2 separate regions of the Homo sapiens genome follow, and region 1 is linked to region 2. A link is a loop called in an ENCODE intact Hi-C map of the cell type or tissue named here. Cell type or tissue: CD14-positive monocyte. All regions are shown on one strand. Each heading gives the region's core, and the rest is flanking DNA. Links, peaks and the distances in the headings are about the cores only. Region 1 overlaps IFNAR1 (interferon alpha and beta receptor subunit 1). Region 2 has its middle 13 kb from the start of EPCIP.

Region 1 (8,862 bases), core at 375-8,374, 530 kb before region 2:
GGTATCTGAATACTGCTAGACGAGAAGCCAGCCTGGCATTCAAAGTGACAGAGACCACCCATAACAAGAGTGGGTTGATCACTGAGAGCTGATTAGGTGCTCAGGCTTCCAGTGGAACATTCTTCTTCCTCTTGCACCAAAGCCAGCGACCTTTTTCCTAGGGAAGCATTCTTCTTCTATGTCAGTCTCCTATCATTGCCATTTTCTGGTCCCAAGACTTCTTGCATACACTATCTTCTGGCATGGCATGTATACTAAAACTTGTACACACTCTCAGATCTTAAAATACAACAATTATTTCTCTAATTAGATAGTTACCTATTTTCTATGACTTCAGTGATTGCAAATTCCAGCAGAAGCTACTGTTCTAATAAGTTTTGAATCAGAGGTCTTAATGCATAGTAAAAGATTGCCTGGCTTTAATCCTAAACCATGTAAGGGTAGATACTGTGATGTGGAAGCCAATGTTCTCGGGATGAATGAACAGAAGTCCCTCAACATTTTTAGGGATCATCTTTCTGGCATTTGCAGCTGTTTTCTAGGGTAAGCTACTTTCCAGAAAACCAAGTGATAACGTGTTCAGACTTTCCTAAATAAATTTCCTAAGGGCCTACCCTCAGTGTTAAAAGAAAAGACCAAATGTTTGAAATATCTCCCGAGGAAGAATGAAACAGAATGTTAGGAATGGCGAACAGACAGGTGTGGCACATGCAGTAGCCAGCAGCATCAGTGATGGACAGGAACACAGACGTCATCCTTAGCCACGGTGCGCAGCTAGCACGGCTGCACTTAGGCTCACAGGAGGAAGACGGGTGGCCACTGTTTTGGTCTGACTCATCTCATCCAATGCAAGTCCGGTGACAGGCTTTTTCATGATTTTACACATGGAAAAGAATGTAGGAAACGTTTGTCTCAACTCTTTTAATTTCTTTTTTTAAAGAGTCTCACGCTGTCACCAGGCTGGAGTGCAGTGGCGTGATCTCGGCTCACTGCAACCTCCACCTCCTGTTTTCAAGCGATTCTCCTGCCTCAGCCTCCTGAGTAGCTAAGACAACAGGCGCGCGCCACCACACCCGGCTAATTTTTGTATTTTTAGTAGAGATGGGGTTTCACCACGTTGGCCAGGCTGGTCTCGATCTCTTGACCTCATGATCTGCCTGCCTCAGCCTCCCAAAGTGCTGGGATTACAGGTGTGAGCCACCGTGCCCGGGCCTGTAATTTCATTTTTAAATAGTTAAGAGCTTGCCCGTATTTTTAGGACCTATGATCTGAAGATGTTTTTTCTTTCCCTAAACAGGGAAACGTCCTCTCTGTAGTTACTGAGAGGAAGGTGAGGACCTCAGGCTCCCAGTGTAACTCCTGCTGAAAAACCTTATACTTGACACAGTTCATTTCTGGTCATACAAAGTCCTGCTGTAGTTCTTCACTTGTTTTACTTTCGCTTTCATCTTCATTAGAATAATTTCCTGAATCTTGGCTAGTTTGGGAACTGTATTTTTTATGATCTTCATCAGTTTGATTAGTTTCTTCTACTGTAGCAATTGTGCTTATATTTTCAATTATGAAACATTTTTCGATTTGTTCCTCAGAAGTTGAAAGCAGAAGATTCTTCAATGGCTGTTCAGAGAAATACTAATTTAAAAAAAGGGAAAGAGTAGAAATCAATTATTTAAAATAATAAAAATTCCTTTTCTAGTTGTAATAGCTTTAGTTTCTTACATCCATTACTGAGAAAACCTATCTTCTGGCATGCATATTAAAAAGTCGCCTAAGAACATACTAATTGCCTTATAATGTTTAAAAGCATCATTAGTGAGGTCACTCATATCTTAGTACCTTCTGTGGTGAGTCTTTGAAGAGTACCTAAGAAAGGTACACTGTGCCATCGGGGTAGGCGGGGAAGAACACGGGAAAGGACAGGAGCGGGCGGACTCTGGGATCATGACTTTTTTTTTTTGAAATAATAAAAATGTTTGTATCCAACACATATATATCCAGAAGAAGCACAATTGAGAAATTATTGGCTATTGTAACTAGTTTTTAAGTCTATTTTAAATAATAGCTATGAATATTACAGTACACAGGAATGACATTTAAAAACTCAGGGGTATAATAGTAAAATTGTTAATATTTACGGAGCATTTTTAGAGTGGTAAGGTTCTTATGGTTTAACTCCTTTGCTCCTAACACCTCTATGGGGTGGTTTACAGCCAAGGGTACTTGCTTACCTGCCCTTAGTGACTTGCTCAAATTCACAAAACCCACCCTAGATGAGCACATGGTTTCCCAGGAACAGATTCTATGTTTAGGCCTTCACCATTCAGTGCTTTCATTTAATATGCTAGCTTCATAGAAGTGCCAAACAAAAAACTGTGATGTGTGTCATAAAAAAAGTCTCATGTTTTTAGTTATTTCATTTTGTATGATTTCATCCATAGAATATACTTTCTACGCTGATAGAATATTTTAGTCTTCTGGATATATACAGATGCTCCTAACTTACAATGGAATTACGTTCTGACAAACGCATCACAAATTGAAACAGCGTAAGTTTGGGACTGTCTGTACTGAGAAGAATCACATTACAGACTTTATTTACTTATTTAGAGACAGAGTCTTGCTCTGTCACCCAGGCTGGAGTGCAGTGGCATGACCTCGGCTCACTGCAACCTCCACCTCCCAGGTTCAAGCGATCCCCCTGCCTCAGCCTCCCGAGTAGCTGGGATTACAGGCATGTGCCACCACGCCCGGCTAATTTTATATTTTTAGTAGAGACAGGGTTTCTCCATGTTGACCAGGCTGGTCTCGAACTCCTGACCTCAAGTGACCCACCCGCCTCAGCCTCCCAAAGTGCTGGGATTACAGGCGTGAGCCACCACGCTTGGCCAAGAATCACAGGCTTTAAACGGTAAAACAAATGCCACAGTGAATCTAGGAATTGCCAGAAAAATATGAAATTAAGGACAATCATTACTATCTCATGCTATGTTATTACATGAAATTACTGTTTTTAAAGTTAATTGACTAAAGCTTTGAAGAAGATACCCAAATCAGTCTCTATTATTTTCTGGATATCAAGAAAACCTACATATATCCTGTTGAAATCAAACACATTTTCTGTTCATTACCTAGCTGTTGACAAAAAAATAAAAAAAGTAACATACCTCATCTATACTGGAAGAAGGTTTAAGTGATGGAAAGAAGACATAATTGATGCATCTCAAGAAGACTTTCGCAGCATAAATGACAAACGGGAGAGCAAATAATGCAATACAAATTCCAACTATAAGCCAAATTTTAGAGGTATTTCCTAAAAAGATATACGTGATATTTAGCATATATTTTGACATACAAATGCCTTAACAGTGCTGACAGCTGTGTGAAAGACTAGCCATATGAAAGGAAATATAAAATCTATTAAATAATACTCTTAAAAATATTTCTGGCAGCACTGAGTCCACAGCAACCATAGGCAATGACATTTACATTTAAAGATTGGCGTGGGAACTGAAGTAAGAGATCCTCAGGGAGAAATACAATATTGACATACAGGCCAAACATGCAAGTATCCTTCAGCACTTTTACACCATACAACTAGCAAAATTTAATAGATATTCTGTGACTAAGCCTCTACCGGTCAACACTAGAAACTGTAAAATAGAAAATGAGACTAAACCAATTCCCACATTAAAAAACTCACAATTGAACTAAGTGATTTCTACATGATAATTATGTTAAGGATTATATTCTAAAAATTTAAAATAGTTTTATTAAATGTTAAAGAGAAATACATTAAGGAAATTAATTATAGGGATACTGGATGAAATATAAAGCATCCAACAACACCGACTTGAGAGTTAAGCGTTACAAATATTTTCTAAAAAGTCTACTTTTGATTCATGTAGTTCATGAAGAAAACATTCTTTCTATATATTTTTTGCAGTAAAGAGAAAATGTTTTACAATTTTCAATGTACAGTATAGAATTACTTTTATTATGTCTAGCTACATTTTTAAAAAAGACAATAAAAGATTCTGACCTGGTTTTGTTTTCTCACATACAGCGTCACTAAAAACACTGCTTTTATTCAGCTTTTCATCCATGGTGTGTGCTCTGGCTTTCACACAATATACAGTCAGTGGTTTCAAATTAGGAACTGTAACATCAGTTTTTTTCTCGATAATTTTTCTCTAGAAAATATAATTAAATCACTGATAAAATTTAGTCACCTCAAGAAATCAGGGAATATGTGCTTTCTCAATTTTTTATGTTCAGTCTAACATTGGCCTCTCCCACGTAGTTGGTATGTATTTTTTGTTTTGTTTTGTTTTGTTTTGTTTTTTTTGTGAGACAGTCTCGCTCTGTCACCCAGGCTAGAGTGCAGTGGTGCAATCTGGGCTCACTGCAATCTCTGCCTCCTGGGTTCAAGCGATTCTCCTGCCTCACCCTCCTGAGTAGTTGGGATTACAGATGCAGATGCCACCACGCCTAATTTTTTTTTCTTTTTGGTAGAGATGGGGTTTCACCATGTTGTTCAGGCTGGTCTTGAACTCCTGGCCTCAAGTGATCCACCCACCTTGGCCTCCCAAAGTGCTGGGATTACAGAGTATATGTGTGAGAAATATAAATTTGTTTTAGATACACCACTATAACCAAATCAGAAAGTTAAAAATGCTGCTGCCAAAAAAGCATATGATCTATTCCTAAGAGAATTCTAATTGATTTACAAGTACATGCCAAGTCTGGGGTAATTGCCATTGTATTACCTCTGATTAGTGACAGAATGGTTAAGAGTAGGGGTTTTGGCCTCAAACTGCCTTATTAAGAGTATCACTTACAGCTGTGTGGTCTTGCAAGCATTATTTAATTTCTCTCTACCTGATTCCCTGATCTATAAAATCGGGACAGTTATTGCTGCTATCTGTATCAGTCAGCTATCGCCAGAATAATGTCTAACAAGCCGGTGGGTCACACCTGTAATCCCAGCACTTTGGGAGGCCAAGCAGGAGGATCACTGGAGCCCAGGAGTTCAAGACGAGCCTGGGCAACATAGCTAGACTCTGTCTGTACAAGAAATTTCAAAAAAATTGGCCAGGCATGGTGGTGTGAGCCTGTAGTCTCTGTTACTTGGGAGGCTGAGGAAATCCCTATTTCCAAAACAACCACCACCACCACCACCAAAAAAGCCTGGGCAACGTGGTGAAACTCCATCTTTAGCAAAAATACAAAAAATTAGCTAGGCATGGTGGCATGTGCCTGTAGTCCCAGCTACTTGGGAAGCTGAGGTGGGAGGATCACTTAAGCCCAGGAAGTCGAGGCTGCAGTGAGCTGACATCACATGAGTGCACTCCAGCCTGGGAAAAAGAATGAGAACCTGTCTCAAAAAAAAAAAAAATAAAATAAAATAAAATAAAAAAATATAGATAACAAAACTGCCTTAACGTTCAGTGGCTCACAAAACGATTATGTAGTTTCTCACTCACAAGTCTACAGACTGGCTGGGCAGCTCCCACGGAGGCTGTGCATGGGGTTTAGGTCAGCTCCAGCAGCCTCTAATCCTCCTTGGACCAGAGACTATGTGGAATACATTTTATTCCTGGCAAATAGGAGCAGTGCAAGAGCCAAGCCAAACCCTGCAAGCACACTTAAGGCCTCTGTTCTCAGCACATCTACTTGGGCTCCAGCATCTACGGTCTGGTGGTGCAGGGAAGAAGTCACCGTCCCAAGTATTTGCCAAACAGCAATGTAACCAATCACATAATCCGGCAGGGTTGTTTTGAAGAATGACTGAGACAATTCATGTACAATACTTAGCATAGTACCTTACATATAAGTATTCAATAAGAGTTTCTATAGTAACAATTATTGATATATTATCCAGTATAGGTTAAGATGGCAACTACAATTTATTGAATCTCTACTACTTGTCCAGCAATGTGCTAGGTATTTTCATATTTGTTACTTCCTTTTAAACCTTATAAACATCCTTTTGAAAAATTTAGTTGTTATGATTACCACCACTTCAGAGAAGAGGAAGCAAAGTCTCCAAGAGGTAAAGCACCCTGCGTACGTAAGGTTACACAGTTTAGCAGTGAGATAGAAATTTAGGTTTGTCTGATCTACAGACATCTGAAAACCGACCATAATTCTCAATGGGCTACATTAAGCTATGGTTACAGGGTTGTCAGACAATTAAAAAGGGAAGCAGCCAAATCAATGGAATTTGCTTAGATTTCCAATAGAAAATGAGGTGAAGTTAAAGAATTTACCAGCCTGACTGGACAGGAGTTTTAAAGGTCGATTCTTGACTACAAGTCCACGAGGGGGAAGTGATCTGGGAAACACGTATATTATCTGACGGTATATATTATCTTTGTCAGTGGTATCTGAATTTTAGGGTTTAGACCAGTGTTTGTCAACCCTTTTTTCATTACCTCCCCAACTAAACAACTTTTTGGGCAATTTTTTCCTAATCCTTCCCCCATCATAAAATTAAATACTAAGGAATAAGATTTTGTTGGGCAAAGCTGAACTTTGGAAGAATGCTTTCCAATGGTTTTGGAGGAAAACAAACAACTGTACTACATAAATTCTTTTGTCCCATAAGAACCAATTTTTGTCCCCTTGGAGGAGCCACCAGGGGACATTTGACAATATCTGAAGATGTTTTTGGTTGTCACAACTAGGAAGGAACACTACTGGCATCTAGTAGGCAGAAACCAGAATGTTGCCAAGCATCCTGCACTGCACTGGACAGCCCCCTCCCAAGGAACTATCCAGCCCAAACGTCAATAGTGCTGAGAATCCCAGGTTTAGATGAATACATGGGAATCATGTTAAAAATGCAAATTCCTGAGTTCCATCCCCAGAGATAATGATTCAGTAACAATAGGCTCAGGAATCTGTATTTTAAAAGCAAACTGGGGCCCAGATGCAGCTCACCCATAACTCTACAGTGCAAAACATGAAAAATGCTCATAATCTTCATTTTGTTAATATCTGAGTTAATCACATTTTTTTTTTTTAAAGACAAGCTGTCAGTCACTCTGTCACCCAGGCTGGAGTGCAGTGGCACGATCATGGCTCACTGCAGCCTTGACCTCCCAGGTTCAAGTGACCCTCCCACCCCAAGTAGCTGGGAATATAGGTGCACGCCACCACACCAGGCTAATTTTTTAAAATTTTTATTGAGACAGGGTCTCCCTATGTTGCCCAGGCTGGTCTCAAACCCTTAGGCTCAAGTGATCCTCTCGCCTTGGCCTCCTGAAGTGCTGGGATTACAGGCCACTGCATCCAGCCCACATAAAGTTTAAAAATTTCCCCCAAATTTTACATTCAAGCTTTATTTACCCAAATCATAATTATAACTCTAAGTTACAAAATTATACTATACAGTCTTTTTACCTCAGCATTTGAAGTGTTTTCCCAAAAAATAATTTCATAAATCAGTGGATAATCCTGGATCACAGGCGTGTTTCCAGACTGTTTTGGAGCACCGATATAGATATGGAATGAATCACTAAGGGATCTAATGTTAAAGACTGGAGGAAGTAGGAAAGCTAGAAAAAATTTGTAAAGAAATAATGTTCAATTAGAAAAACAATTTTAAAAACTTGCACCAGAGAATTACAATCTCCAGTAAAAACTACTGCCTTACCTTGTATTTCAGTATCAAACTTTATCTCTTCAGACCAAAAAGATGTGTTATTTCCATCAGATGCTTGTACGCGGAGAAGGTAAATTCCTTTTTGGAAAACGTTTTGAGGAAAGACACACTGGGTAGTTTTGACATTTTCACAGTCAGGTATTTGTTTCCATTTATACAAATGGTTTCCAGGATTCCTTTTTAAAAAGGCGCTTTTAAGACAAATATTTTTTAAATTCATTAGATATTTATTAAGTATTTACAATTGCCAGACACTATGTTAGGGGCTAAGGTTACAGAAATAAATAGTATCCACACTCAGGAAACTCACAAACAATGGAAGAGATATGCATCTAACATAAAAGAAAACCAAAGACTGTTCCAGACTGTGGTCATGTTGTGCTCTGCTGGAGGTGGCTCATATCAATATGCAAGAACATCTGTTAGTTAGAATTTCCAGGAATGCTGCAAGCTGGTTTATTTTTTTTGGCTTTTTTTTTGAGACCGAGTCTCGCTCTGTCACCCAGGCTGGAGTGGAGTGGTAGGATCTTGGCTCACTGCAACCTCTGCCTCCTGGGTTCAAGCAATTCTCCTGCCTCTGTCCCCCTGAGTAGCTGGGATTACAGGTGCACGCCACCAGGCCTGCCTAATTTTTGTATTTTTAGTAGAGATGGGGTTTCGTCATGTTGGCCAGGCTGGTCTTGAACTCCTGACCTCAGGTGATCCACCTACCTCGGCCTCCTAAAATACAAACTGGTTTTTAAAGAAAAACCATTACTAAAAATTAAGTTATATAAATTTGCAAATAAAAAATTGTTTTAAAGACAGAGGTAATAAATAAATTCATCTTGTCCTAATTATTTTACTACATTTTATTTTCTAAGCTCTTGGGGCTATCTTTATCTATTGTAGCTATATGATAGTGGTGTGCTACTGTGCATATGTTCCCAACTCCATATTCAGGGACATCAGGCTGGTGGCTTGAAAGTGGCCATGGTGGGAATATTTATATCATAAAAATCAGCAAACACTACAAAATAGGACTTTTTCTTTCTGGAAAGCCAGCTGCTAAACATGCGCCAGCATACCAATGGACACTGATTAAGTGCTAAAATAGAGACACACTGCGGGGTTATAAGAGCAAGTATAAGTACGAGACTAAAGAGGTTAAGTAACTTGCCCAGAAACCAACAGCTAAAAGCATCTCAGTTCAAGCC
Region 2 (8,862 bases), core at 554-8,553:
TATCATAAAACTCTAGTGGCCAAGACAGTAAGGTATCGGTACAAGAATGAAAAAAAACAATAGAACAGAATGGTGAGTTGAGAAACAGACCCACATATATACAGTCATCCAATTCATAAGAAATTGACAATCAGACAATTAAATTTGTTTAAAATCTTGACCCCTGACTCACACCAAAGATGAAAATCAATTCCAGACAGATCATAGATTAAATGTATTGGGTTAAACCATATGAAACTCCTATTTTTTATGTTGACTATTAGTAATTTCATATGGTTTAACTTAATAAAACAGTAAAACTTTTGTGATAGAGCATGGGAAAATATTTTCATGAAACTGAAGTAGCCAAAGGTCTATTTAACCAACACAAAAAATGTGATAATCATAGAGAAAAAATAAGTAAATTAAAACACATTAATATTAAAAACTTTCGGCCAGGCGCAGCAGCTCATGCCTGTAATCCCAGCACTTTGGGAGGCCAAGGGAGGTGGATCACCTGAGGTCGGGAGTTTGAGACCATCCTGACCAACATGGAAAAACTCCATCTCTACTAAAAACACAAAATTAGCCGAGCATGATGGCGCACGCCTGTAATCCTAGCTACTCAGGAGGCTGAGGCAGGAGAATCACTTGAACCTGGGAGGCAGAGTTTGTGGTGAGCTGAGATCACTCCATTGCACTCCACCCCAGGCAACAAGAGTGAAACTCTGTCTCAAAAAATAAAAAAGATTAAAAACTTTTGTTCATCAAAAGACAGTGTTAAGAGTGAAAAGTTAAGCCACAGAGTGGGAGAATATATTTAAAATACATGTATTCAACAAAGGACTCATTCAGATTATATAACGAACTCCTACAAAGCGATTTGTATTAAATGTCAGACAACCCAAAAGAAAAAAATGGGCAGAATTATGAGCAATTATGTCACCACACAAAGAAGATAGCCTTCAAATAGTTATCAAGAAAATGTCACCTAGGACCACAATTGTGTACACAAGAATGACTAAAGGGAAGAAGACACTATCAAGTGTGGGCAAGAGTGAGGAACAACGGGGACCCTCATATACTACTGGTCGGGGTGTAAAATGGCCCACCCACCTTAGAAAACTGTCAGGCGACATCTACTAAAGCAGAAACATATGTGTAGTCTGTGACCCAGCAATTTCAATCTTGGATGTATACTCAACAGAAATGTATATACATGTTCACCAAAACACATTTAGGAGAATGTTCATGGCTTCACTATTTATAATAGTAAAAGAACTGGATACAACCCACATGCCCATCTATAGTAGAATGGGACTAGGTACAGTGGCTCACGCCTATAATCCCAGCACTTTAGGAGGCCAAGGCAGAAGGATCGCTTGAGCCCAGGAGTTCAAGATTAGCCTGGGCAACATAGTGAGATCCCACTCTACAAAATAATTTTTTTTTAAAGATGAAAAATTAGCTGGGCATGTTGGCATATTCTTGTAGTCCCAGCTACTCAGGAGGTTGAGGTGGTAGGAACCCTTAAGCCCAGAAGTTGGAGGATACAGTGAACCATGATTGTGCCACTGCACTCTAGCCTGGGTGACAGACCAAGATCCTGTCTCAAACATTAAAAAAAATAAAATTAAAATAGTAGAATGGGTAAATAAATTGTGTAATATCCACACTTAGAATAATATTCAACAGTCAGTGAGAGCGAATCATCTGTAACTGTCTAAGACTACTCAGGCCCTATAACAAAACATCACCTATTGGATGACTTATAAAAACAGACATTTATTCCTCATGGTTCTAAAGGCTGGAAGTTCAAGATCAAGGTGCCAGCAGATTTGATGTCTGGTGAGGGGCACTTTCTGGTTCATAGATGGTGCCTTCTTGCTGTGTCCTCACATGATGGAAGAGAGAAAACGCTGGTCTCTCAGCTTCTTCTAAGGGCACTAAGTCCCATTCCTGAAGGCTCTACCCTTATGACGTAATCGCCTTCCAAAGGCCCTGCTTTCTAATACCATCGTCTCAAGAGTTAGAATTTCAACCTGTGAATTTTCAGACCAAAGCAAGAATATAAAGCACTCAAAAACAACCTCAGATATATATATAGAGAGAGAAAGAGAGACATTTTATATTTGCATATCAATAAATAGAACTGGGAAAATTAGTTTTTCATATAAAAAGTTATACCTAAATCATGCCATACTCAAAATTAATTATAGATAGATTTAAAACTCCAATGTGAAAAGGAAAGCTTTAAAACTTTGGGAAGAAAATATCAAAAATATCTTTATAAATTCAGAATAGTGAAGGACTCTGGGGCCAGGCTATCTGGGTTCCAGTCTCAGCTCTATGACTTACTAGCTGTGTGAGCTTGGACAGTTTCTCCCTACTCTTTACTTTCCACGTATGAAAAATAAGGAGAATAATGGCACCTTCTCACAGGGTCATTGAGAGGATTAAATGAATAATATGCATAAACTGTTTAAAATACTGACTGACACTTATTAAGTGCTATATGGGTTTTTGTTGTTTTATGAGTAGTACTGGTAGTTGTTATAAGGGACAGATACTTTCCAGTTGGAAGATATATGTTTTTAAAAGTTCAGAAAGTCTAGTAATTAAGGGAAGAAATGGATAATCAATATTGAAAGATAGCAAAAAAGAAAAATATAATAAAGAAAGGACAAATTAAGAATTTGTGAGCCCCTCATGTAAAAAACCAGACTAATGTAAATAAGCTGAATTACTCTATTAATCATTTAATCTGTGTATGTCTCCCCCACTGACCCCCAAGCTGTCCCTAACCAAGAATACCATGGGATTGTGTTCTTGTCTGCTTTCTTCCTGCTGTACTTCCACATTCTGAAATGCATTCCACAGGCAGGTGCATCTTGGGTTTCCAATAAAAATCAACCGACCAAGGGGGCGGAATCTCCAGGCTTGAACCCTCAAATACAGACAGGATTATGTGTTCTTTTTCTATTGGGAGGCATAGTTTTCTGGTAGGATACTGGCAAATCAGAAACAGCAAAACAGAGTCTTCTCAGGAGTTCAATAGACTTTGCAGCAAGACTCTTTTATATGCTCAAAATTTAAAATCATTCATGCACTTCTTCATTTTTAAAAAATAGTCTTTTAAGTTTATAGTATTTTCTTATGTTTTTCCAATATTGAAAAACTGCAATGTACAGTATTCTTATTCTCCTGCCAAAACAAATAGCATATTATTGCAGCTGTAACATTTTATGTCTTTGCCACAATAACTGTGGTTTTCCGCAGTAATTTTGCTATTATGCTATGATTTTTATTAGAAAATGTATTACTGCCATCTTAATTTTCTTAGCCAGTTTAACACATTTATGGCTTTTCTGCTTTGGCAAAGTGGTATTTCAAATACTGAAGAATAACTTTTTTAAATTCTATAAATCCTGGATGAAATTTAAACCATAAATTTCATTTCTGAATAATCAAATCAGAACATTACTGCAACTGTGTCATCGCCTAAAGCCAGTAATATTCCATGAGTTTGTAATAACATTATTTTGAGCAAGTCACACAAGGGGTAGTTTAGTGATCTGAAATGTCCAGGGTTTGCTATTTTTTCCCCAATAGTCCTTTTTTTTTTTTCTAAGATGGAGTCTCACTCTGTTTCCCAGGCTGAAGTGCAGTGGCATGATCTCAGCTCACTGCAAACTTCGCCTCCCGGGTTCAAGCTATTCTCCTGCCTCAGCCTCCCAAGTAGCTGGGATTACAGGCTCCTGCCACCACACGCAGCTAATTTATGTATTTTTAGTAGAAGACGGGTTTTCACCATGTTGACCAGGCTGGTCTTGAACTCCTGACCTCATGATCTGCCCTCCTCAGCCTCCCAAAGTGCTGGGAGGCGCAAAGTGCAGGCGTGAGCCACCATGCCCAGCCTCTTCCCCAATATTCTTGAAGAGATTTATAACAACACCGAATCTCAGATTTGATGGCTACCTGTTGAGAGAAATCAAGGAATGAGGAAGAATTTGAATGAGGAATGCAGGTGGCCTTTCTCGCCATCCTTTTGCCTAGTGGCCCCCTTTTTCACCAAGACAAGAGGCTGGTTTTTGTTTCTGGTTTTATCACATCAGACTCTGGCTCATAGCAAAAGCAGTCAGTCTCCTGTTGCTGCTTCATGGATAGCGCCTCTAACAGGCATTAATTTTTTGTTGTTGTCGTTATGGAGGAGTGTCAGCATACACTCTAATAGAACAGTCTGGAAAGACAAGTGTTGTTGGTAAACCCTAGGGACGTGAGAATCAAGTGTCACCAGTAGGTGGAGGACTTGATCAGAAATACACATGCCTTGGGGCCTATACGGAGTTGCCTGCTCAGCTATGGTTTGAAGCAGAATCTGAGGGGATGCTCATGGTCCAGTTTGGCAAATATCAGGGTGTGGTTATTTAGATGAGGCACAAGACTAACTGGAAGTGTGGGACATAAGTGAAAGATGGCACCAGGAGGTTGAAACTGTCCCTTAAACTGAGTCCTACAGGCACCCTCCCTTGGGTGACGGAGCCCCAGTTATTCCTGTGCACCCTCATAGTCTTCTGAGCCAGGGCCCTCTCCCCAGCTAGGTGGCTGATGCCCCAGAACACACCGTATGTGAAACTGTCAGTGGATTCCAGGCACCCGTCCTTTAGTAGGCAGCTAGCAGATCCCCAGCTTAGCAGAAGGCACAGGTTTGGTGGAGACTCAGAAACTAAGCCCAGCAAGTTCCCTCATCAGTGGCTCTCCACCTGGATACATAAACAACTTTTACAATGGTTGTTTAAATAACAGAGCTAGTTCGTCGCCCAGATCTCCTGTGTGTCCTCTCCGTCTTTTTTTTTTTTTTTTTTTTTTTTTGAGACGGAGTCTCGCTCTGTTGCCCAGACTGGAGTGCAGTGGCACGATCTCGGCTCACTGCAAGCTCCGCCTCCCGGGTTCACGCCATTCTCCTGCCTCAGCCTCCCGAGTAGCTGGGACTATAGGCGCCCACCACCATGCCCAGCTAATTTTTTGTATTTTTATTAGAGACAGGGTTTCACCGTGTTAGTCAGGATGGTCTCGATCTCCTGACCTCGTGATCCGCCCGCCTCGGCCTCCCAAAGTGTTGGGATTACAGGCGTGAGCCACCGCGCCCAGCCTCCTCTCCCTCTTAGACATATATTTTGCACACTGAGCTATTTGCACAATCAGGATTAACAAGCAAATAGCTGATGGAGGAAGGGTGAATTGGCTCTCTCTGCTTCAGCTGGGACATCCGTCTTCTTCTGCCCTTGGACATCAGCTCTCCAGCTTCTCGGGTCTTTGGGCTCAGACTTAGACTCACATCATTGGTTCCTCTGGGTCTCAGGCTTTTGGGCTGGGACTGAAACTATACCACTGGCTTTCCTGGACCTTCAACTTCCAAATGGCAGATGGAGGGACTTCTCAGCCTCCACAATTATGTGAGCTAATCCCTCATAATAAATCCCTTTCTTTACATCTATATATAGCCTATCAGTTCTGTTTATCTAATACATTTCCTTTCTGATTTCTTCAATTACTTCTTCTTTACAGCTTTAATGAGACATAATTCAAATACTACACAATTCACCCATGTAAAGTGCAAACTTCGTTGGTTTTAGTGTATTCACAGAATTGTGTAACCATCACCACAATCAATTTTAGAAGCTTTTCATCACCCCAAAAATAAACCCATGCCCATTAGCAGTCATTCCCCATTTCATCTCACCTCCAGCCCTAGGAAATCACCAATCTATTTTCTGTCTCTATGGATTTTCCTATTCTGGACATTTCATATAAATGAAATCATACCATATGTGGTGCTTTCACACTGGCATTTTGCACTTAGATAATGTTTCAAGGTTTATCCATGTGGCAGTATGTATCAGTACATCATTCTTTTTCGGTGCTGAATAATATTCCATTGTGTGGATATACCACATTTTATTTATCTATTCATCAGTTGATGGACATGGGTTGTCACCACTTTGGGGTATGATGAATAATGTTGCTATGAACATTCATGTACAAGTTTTTGTGTGAACATGTATTTCACTTCTCTTGGGTACATACCTCCCAGTGGAATTGCCTGGTCATATGGTAACTCTATCTTTAACCTTTCAAGGAACTGTCAGACTGTTTTCCGAGGTGGCTGCACCATCTATGACAGGCTGAGCATCCCTAATCTTAAAATTTCACATCCAAAATACTCCAAAATCTGAAAATTTTAAGCACCAACATGATGCCACAAGTGGAAGATTTCTCACCTGACCTCGTGTGATGGGTCGCAGTCAAAATGCAGGTGCACAATGCTGAAGATAACATAGTTAACACTGCAGAAAAATTGCCTCTAGACGACATAATGAAAACGTGTGATGGGCTCATTGAAGGACTAGAGCACCACGCATTCATAACAGAACAATAAATCATATCAGGTTTATAAAGTCAAAGAGAGACTTCTAAGACAAGAACAATTTACGCTTGACATTTATGCTTTAACGAGGCAGTTGATTCTGGAGGAAACATCTTTAAAAGCCATCCATCAGAATGCCTCCTGAGCCCCAGAGGACCCACTTCCTGGTCTCTCAATTGCTTCTGAAGTTTCTTCTCATCTAAAAAAATAAAATACAGTGCACAGTAACCTTTTCATCAAAACACAGCATCGTAGGTGGAGCCTGAAAACCTGCTGTTGTTTGTTGCTACTGCTGTTAAGCAGCTGATTCAGCTATTCCAGGGATGCTACTGAGCAGCTTGGTTGCCCTGAACACATTATGTTTTCACTGCATTGATGGCATTCCATGTTTTATTTATTTACTTTTTATTATACTTTAAGTTCTAGGGTACATGTGCACAACTTGCAGGTTTGGTACATAGGTATACATGTGCCATGTTGGTTTTCTACACCCATCAAGTCATCATTTACATTAGGTATTTCTCCTAATGCTATCCCTCCCCCAACCCCCCACCCCCTGACAGGCCCCAGTGTGTGATGTTCCCCACCCTGTGTCCAAGTGATCTCATTGTTCAGTTCCCATCTATGAGTGAGAACATGCAGTGTATGGTTTTCTGTCCTTGCGATAGTTTGCTCAGAATGATGGTTTCTAGCTTCATCCATGTCCCTGCAAAGGGCATGAACTCATCCTTTTTTATGGCTGCATAGTATTCCACGGTGTATATGTGCCACATTTTCTTAATCCAGTCTATCACTGATGGACATTCGGGTTGGTTCCAAGTCTTTGCTATTGTGAATAGTGCCACAATAAACATACGTGTGCATGTGTCTTTATAGTAGCATGATTTACAATCCTTTGGGTATATACCCAGTAATGGGATTGCTGGGTCAAATGATAATTCTAGTTCTAGATCCTCTAGGAATCACCACACTGTCTTCCACAATGGTTGAACTAATTTACACTCCCACCGACAGTGTAAAAGCTTTCCTATTTCTCCACATCCTCTCCAGCATCTGTTGTTTCCTGACTTTTTAATGATTGCATTTCTAACTGGTGTGATATGGTATCCCATTGTGGTTTTGATTTGCATTTCTCTGATGACCAGTGATGATGAGCACATCATCATGTGTCTGCTGGCTGCATAAATGTCTTCTTTTGAGAAGTGTCTGTTCATATCCTTTGCCCACTTTTTGATGTGGTTGCTTGTTTTTTTATTGTAAATTTTTTTGAGTTCTTTGTAGATTCTGGATATTAGCCCTTTGTCAGATGGGTAGATTGCAAAATTTTCTCCCATTCTGTAGGTTGCCTGTTCAGTCTCATGGTAGTTTCTTTTGCTGTGCAGAAGCTCTTTGTTTAATTAGGTCCCATTTGTCTATTTTGGCTTTTGTTGCCATTGCTTTCAGTGTTTTAGTCATGAAGTCCTTGCCCATGTGGTCCTGAATGGTACTGGATGGCATGCCATATTTTCTACTGATCAGTACTCATGCAAATAAGTGTAAGAAAATGATTTTTATTTATTTATTTATTTATTTATTTATTTATTTTTAAGACAGAGTCTCGCTCTGTCGCCCAGGCTGGAGTGCAGTGGCATGATCTTGGCTCACTGCAACCTCCACCTCCTGGGTTCAAGTGATTCTCCTGCCTCAACCTCCCAAGTAGCTGGGATTATAGGCCCGTGCCACCACGCCTGGCTAATTTTTTGTATTTTTAGTAGAGATGGGGTTTTACCATGTTAGCCAGGATGGTCTTGATCTCCTGACCTCATGATCTGCCCTCCTCAGCCTCCCAAAGTGCTGGGATTACAGGCGTGAGCCACCGCACCTGGCCAAAAATGATTTTTATCACTAGCATATATATTCAGAGTCTGGAATAACAGTGATACCAAACAGCAATGCCCACACGGGTGGCTGAGATAGTGACACTTGCTTTCAGATGGTTCAATGTATACAAACTGTGTTTCATGCAAAACATTATTTTAAATATTGTATAAAATAACTTTCAGGCTATGTGTATCAGGTGTATTTGAAACATAAATAAATGTCCTGTTTAGATTTGGGCCCCATCCCCTTATATCTCTCATTATGTACATGCAAATATTTCAAAATCCAAAGAGCATCTGAAATCCAAAACACTTCTGGTCCCAAATATTTTGGATAAGGGAAACTTAACCTGTACTTCTTATCTTAAAAGTTTATTTACTATTCAATTAATTTTTACCTCATTTTCCTATGATTTTATTTTTAAGAATTTATTAATCCCATATAGACTTCATTCCATATATAGTGACAATCTATATTTGCATTTTCCTCCAAATTCATAGCCAGTGATTCCAAATTATTGCTGAGTAATCCTTAATCTCCTCAGTAATATATATTTTCTTCTTTTATATATCAATTCAAAACAACATTTTTCAGAC

What was found. Hi-C counts contacts between places; a loop is a spot of excess contacts. Peaks named below come from ENCODE experiments on the same cell type or tissue, not always from the same donor. Only the 100,000 strongest peaks of a DNase experiment are listed, where the experiment ranks them.
Region 1: a loop joins it to region 2, with 9 times the contacts of the local background. A loop is called at or near these places in 4 of 110 quality-filtered maps.

What each region holds. Positions count from the first base shown.
Region 1 is chr21:33,348,086-33,356,947 of GRCh38, reverse strand. IFNAR1 (interferon alpha and beta receptor subunit 1) reads right to left here. Exons shown (of 11, transcript NM_000629.3): 7 at 7,658-7,857; 8 at 7,405-7,559; 9 at 4,040-4,190; 10 at 3,165-3,310; 11 at 1-1,632. The coding sequence ends at 1,399. Among named protein-coding and RNA genes, the nearest start is that of IFNAR1, 28 kb to the right of the region's middle. In CD14-positive monocyte, for the core only: no CTCF peak of the experiment used is centred there; no DNase peak of the experiment used is centred there; H3K27ac peaks cover 1,857 bases.
Region 2 is chr21:32,822,200-32,831,061 of GRCh38, reverse strand. No RefSeq gene overlaps it. Among named protein-coding and RNA genes, the nearest start is that of EPCIP, 13 kb to the right of the region's middle. In CD14-positive monocyte, for the core only: CTCF peaks have their summits at 4,071 and 4,271 (motif pointing right); no DNase peak of the experiment used is centred there.